Linked DNA regions of Homo sapiens: region 1 is linked to region 2. The links are chromatin loops, found by intact Hi-C in ENCODE. Cell type or tissue: GM12878. All regions are shown on one strand. Links, peaks and the distances in the headings refer to the core of each region. The heading gives the core; the rest is flanking DNA.

The links. A loop is a pair of places that touch in the nucleus more often than their neighbours do. Peaks named below come from ENCODE experiments on the same cell type or tissue, not always from the same donor. Only the 100,000 strongest peaks of a DNase experiment are listed, where the experiment ranks them.
Region 1: a loop joins it to region 2, with 21 times the contacts of the local background. A loop is called at or near these places in 13 of 110 quality-filtered maps.

The regions. Positions count from the first base shown.
Region 1 is chr7:86,468,815-86,471,748 of GRCh38, forward strand. No RefSeq gene overlaps it. Among named protein-coding and RNA genes, the nearest start is that of GRM3, 170 kb to the right of the region's middle. In GM12878, for the core only: a CTCF peak has its summit at 1,063 (motif pointing left); a DNase peak (open chromatin) is centred at 1,037.
Region 2 is chr7:85,029,811-85,032,744 of GRCh38, forward strand. The region is part of intron 12 of SEMA3D (semaphorin 3D); the gene reads right to left. It also overlaps the pseudogene HSPA8P16. Among named protein-coding and RNA genes, the nearest start is that of SEMA3D, 160 kb to the right of the region's middle. In GM12878, for the core only: a CTCF peak has its summit at 1,193 (motif pointing right); no DNase peak of the experiment used is centred there.

The DNA.
Region 1 (2,934 bases), core at 99-2,598, 1.4 Mb after region 2:
ATTCCCTTAATCCTCTTCCTATGCTGGAAATGCCTGTAAAAGAGTCCTACATTTTCTATATTTTAGATCTAAAACAATTTTGAATATTACCTAGGGCAAGAGGATATTATCTCTTCAGGGTATTAATTACTTCACATTGAGAAGTTAATATAAAACCAGGCTAAGATAATGATTATATCACCAAGGGAACATGCTTAGACCCAATTAATCAAATTAATAATTTGATTAACAGATATAATGAATTAATTTAATCAATGTACTATTATCTAAAAGAGTATCAAAATATGCAGATCTTTTGTGACTAAACATAGAGGCTGCATAAATTTAAACATACATTTACATTATATTGAAGAGAAACTTTGATGTATTTAGTGTTATCAACCTGTTCACAACACTTTTCCATTCTAAATTGCAGATCTGGAAATACTGTAGAATTCTGGAACTTTGATTGCAGGCTTTTAAAAATAGAAACAACAACAAAAAGCAGTCAAATGTGTCTACTGAGAGTATAACTAAAACACACACAGTAACAAGCCAGTTGGTAGCTTAGAAAAATAAATCAATTACAAGAGTTTGCCAACAGAACACCATTAGACCCCATGTTTTCTGCTGCATTGGTGGGCCATATGGTAATGGATTTATTCTACGTTGACAGGAGGACAATTTTCCAAAAAAAAAAAAAAAAAAAAAAGATTGACATTTTGGTTTTTTTTGCACTGCGCTTAGTTATGAGGTAATTATATTGAAATATGGTGCATGTTTGTTCATATATGAGCCTTGATTACGTTTTCAATCAAAGAAATAATTTAAGATATATCTCCATGCTGCATTCATCCAATAACAAAAGTCCATGGGATGAGTGAAACACTGCAGAGCTGGAGTTCAGGTGGTCTGCAGTCATAAGACCTCCCTTTAATTTGCTGGTTATTCTTCAACAAAGCTTCGGAACAATCCTAGATTTCTACCACCATTCTGAAGCCAACCTGCTCTGAGTAAGAGGATGATGGTATCAAGAGATCAGCTTTTTGGTCCCGACCACAGAATATGGTACAGTTCTGCCACCTAGTGGTTGCCTTCTCACACGTGACTTGGCAGCATTTACACTTGGTAGACTCTGCATCTACAAAGAAAATGGTGAAGTTGGGAACAGCCAGCAAAAGCTTGGCAAGTCGCTTTCCACCATGTAAATAGAGAAATAATCCAGGTTTTAACTGAAATAAATATAAACGCTCTTATTTTAACATACGAAACAGGTGAGGCCTTCACATTCTGGTCTCTGTCCACCGTCCAACTTGCGGTTATTCAAATGCACCGTATTCTCTTATGGTCTCTTCTCTGGGTGCATAATTCTCTTATTTATCTTGGCTAGACTGAAGATTCTTATATCCTTTAATTTGGGAATTGTGTCCCCATGAAGCCTGCACTGAATCCTGGTCTATTTGCCCCATGGTATTTCTCCCAGCTGATTGTCCTTGTGAATCCCTGCTTACCTTGTAGAAGAAAAATTCCTGGGCAAGAGTTTTGCCTTTACATCTTTGGATAGCCCCAGCACTTAACACTGTGTCTTTGGCCCATAAATATGTGATGTATGATATGTATGATATAAATATGTGATGTATGTGATCCTTTGGAAGAGGAGTTTAATTCTGAATTTAGCACAATTATTCTTATAGAAAAATGAAGCAAACACTTATTTAAAAACATACTATTTGCCAGATGTGGCCTTCTTAGGCTTTCTAAACCAGAGTTCCCAATGTTTTCATATGATTTACATGCATTCATGTTAAATATATGGGAAATTTAGATCCTTGGTAGTACAAGGAGTAGAATCTTGAGGAGTGCTGTAAAAAAATCTTTAAGGTTGATTGTAAAAGAAAATCTAAACAAATTATAAACAATATTTCAAGATTCATCCTGCCAGAGTGGTGAAATAAAGAACAAAACTAAAAAATGTGTACACTTTACTTAGAAAATAAGATTCTAAATCTTCACTTTGTGCAAGACCTTTAATCTCATAATATGCAATATAAATTTTCATGGTGGTCAGAAAAGCAATTATGTAAAAATTCCACTTTGACTTAATTTAGCTCATCCTGGCCTATCTTCAAGCCACACCTGCTTACTGTATTGACCAAAATAAACATTCACCCATTTCTGTATTACATAACTAAAAGAATTACGTAAAAGCCAGCTTAGATTCTTTTTTCAATATTTGCTGAGCTTACAACACAATCCTGGTTTAGAATTTTATTGTCCATAGATAAACTATAGAAGATAAAATTTGATGCTAGAGGTTGCCATGTGGAGTTTGCAAAACTACTGGTTATGAAATAATATCATCTTTGCATGCAGATGGAACATTTGATATGGAGAAATAAACAGCAAACGTTTAGAAGGCCAAGATACATGATTAAGTATGGTACTCTTTAGCGAGTGGCTCAATACAATCTGTCATCAAAATGTTCTTATGTGAGAGTTCACCTGCCTCATTTCTCATGCCTTAGATGACTATTTTTCAGATAACTGTGATAAATTTAGAATGAACCAAATACTTTCTGTGATGCTTTTGCTTAATAAGTTTAAAAAGAGATAAATAACAGAATCACATTTATAAGGTATCATGTATATTATAATATATATGTGAAATCTTAGCGTATCAGCTTCCACTTGCTTTTAAGGACGTATAAAACTCAAAACAATGTTATCATTCTTTGGAAGGGAATATACATTAAATAAAAATGTCAAGTTGTCTTAAATTTAATGGAAATTTAATGGAAATCAAGTAAGCCAATATTTTCCTAGATAAGAAGTAGCTTTATTTGTTGCTTTCTTTCATTACATCAGGGAGCTGTTTTATCATGTTTTATTGTTAACTTTATTCTGAATTTCAATCCTAGGAAAAGCCTATGTGGCGTAGTATGTATGAACAAAACA
Region 2 (2,934 bases), core at 223-2,722:
CATTCTCAATACTTGAATATGGAACATGAGCACAAGGAAAGGAAATAACATTGCACTTTATAAACATTGTATTGTAAGTGGAAAATGCAATGTCTTAAATAAAACTGTATTTAAAGTTGGTATCAAAAAAAGATTAAACAAAAGAAAACTAACCACAACCTCCACCCCTGAATAAAAAAAAAGATTTTGAGCTGAAAATGAGCATTTATTTAATGTCTCTAGTGTTGGACAGTGGAAGAGGCAATGCTGGCGTGAGAAGTCCAGTCTCTAGGTACTCTACCCAGGATGCTTCTTACCATGTTATGATGTTCCTTAAATATGGCTTTGTTTCAAATTTTTGAACCAAAAAATTTTCAGGAATCCTTAGAATCACCATTTTTCACCACCTATTTTTTTTTTTTGAAACTACCTAGATAAAAAAAAGTAAAAAGAACAGGCTTTTCTGGTGTTTGAGCTATTAATAAAAATTATCATGCATTTATGTTCATCAGTGTCCACATAGTAAAATGAATTTATGAAATATTTAAAAAGTACCTATAACTACCTCCTTTTATTTCCCACCAAAAAATGGAGACTTAGTTGGGAAATCCACGTGTAAGCTTTCATCTGTAAAAGTAAAACTAAAACAACTAACATTTAACGCGGTAACAATTTGGGAGCAAATGGAATTTAAAAAGGAATCATTATTTTTACAAAATCAGACATTTAGTAGTTATTTAAAAATGGTGGCAAAATGATTCAAGCAAAGTAAAACATGCATTTTATATTTGAACTTCAAAAACAAGTATTTTCTCCTCACCTTTTTGATAAGGGAATGGTTTAAAACTGAAACTCACTTTTGAGGAAATATTTACTAATACTTTACACTTATGCATAAATCTTAAAAATCCCTTGGCTACACAGAATAAAACTGCAGAGTACATCAGTTATAAAAAACCAACTATCAAGTTGGAAATTTTCTGCCTTTACAAATCTTTCTTAGATTCTGGGTTTTCTAGCAGTCTGTTATTTTGGGCTGGATTCAATTTGGTTTCTATATCTGACCTGTATGATTGATTCACTGTATTATGGACTTTTTAATATTTTATTTCACTTGGAACTTCTTATTACCAAAACCTGGCAGGGCAATAATGATTGAAAAAATCCACCTGAACAAAATATGGCTTGTTCAAATATTCTATTTGGACACCAGAGGGCAGAAGAATCATTTGAAGTGAAGGAATTCTATAATATATCCTTTTGCATTCTTGCTTTTCTAGGCTTATTAACATTGCAGAGCAGTGATGTCATGGTTAAGCTAGGAGTTTAGGTTTGACTTTTTGTCAAAGAAGTACAGCATTCTGTCAAAACCAAAAACTTAAAGTAAGCTTGACACACTGAAAGTTGTAGTGTTTATTTAACTGAGTGATAATGTCAACAGAAGTCTCACCACTGGGAGAACAACTTAGAATTCAATCTTAATAGCAATACAGATGCAGAAAATGTAAAAACAATTTTTTAAAAAATAACCTACGTTAAAGCTTTAACTTAAGTGTAATATGGCTTTTAGTAAAGGTTCTAACAATTTCATAGAAAGCAAAGTATTCAGCAATACTTTTATTAAAGTAAGATGTGTTCCTCTGAATTGCAGTAAGAGAAATGGTAAGTGTAGTAAAGTTTCAAAATTCATTATTACTTGTGCAGAGAATAGACAAATCTCTGGAAAAATAGCATAAAGTTCTGTTTGGTTGCTCATTTGTTATCCCTTTGAAGGTAGAACAAAAGGTAGGTTAATGGCTTTTGATTTGGAGTTAAGTAGAGTAAGTTTCATTCCAGTCATAACAATTCATAAACTGTGAGAGCATGAACATATGTTTACCTTCGCTGGGCTTGTTTCTTATCTATAAAATTGGGATAATAATACCTACTCTGTGTGTTTATTTTAAGAATGTAGTGAGATAACGTATACGGGCTTATCAGAGTGTCTGGATCATAAGAAGTGTTCAGTAATGAGTTTGATCAAAATATTCTGGATATTTAGAGAGATAGAATCATAACTTTATATAAACAAAAATTACTGAAATTGGGCTGCTTTTAGAAAACAAATAAGAAAGAATGCCAGGAAATAATGTAAAATTCAATGCAGCTAATTTTAGGTGGGACATTCGGCAGTATATCAATCAGATAAATATTAGGAAATAAGTGCATATTACAGAATATTAACGAATAGAGAGAGAAGACTGATCAGAAAATTCAACATCCCTCTTCATTCCACTGTTTTTGGCAATATGATATTGGGAAAGTTATTTAATTATTCTGGGTATTCATTCCCTTCCCTGTAAAATGAGGGTGAATTACGTGGTCTTTATCATTCACTCCAGTTCTTACATTCTCAAATTTTACAGGCATAGTTTATCTGATACGCTGTGAAATATAATTTCAATGATTTAATGTGTAGTGTTATTAATGGTAAAGTGTATTTGTATAACAGATTTTCACATCACATATATGATGCTCCTAAATTCAACATCAGTATTCTAAATATAAAACATAATGTAGAAAAGCACACTAATAGCATTGAGTGCTAATAAGAAACAAGATGTTGTAAAAATGACTGAAGAAGCAATGAAGTAAAAGGCTACCTATCTATGCATGATTTCAGACATTTTCAAATTTGGTCACAGTGATTTCAAAGAGAATACATAAGTAGCTAGTTATTTGGAAATAGCTGATGTCCTTAGCTACCACGGATTTCTAGATAAAGCCTGCAAACATGTTAGTAGAAATGATTGTCACTATACTAACACAAAATCAATTGGATAGGGTTGATCAATAAAAATATTTAAAAATACCTCAACATTATTAGTCTCATACTAATAAATTTATATTATGTGGTTTCTGCTTATCTAAAGAGAGCATAGATATAACAGTTTAACTCAGTACAACCAAAAAGAA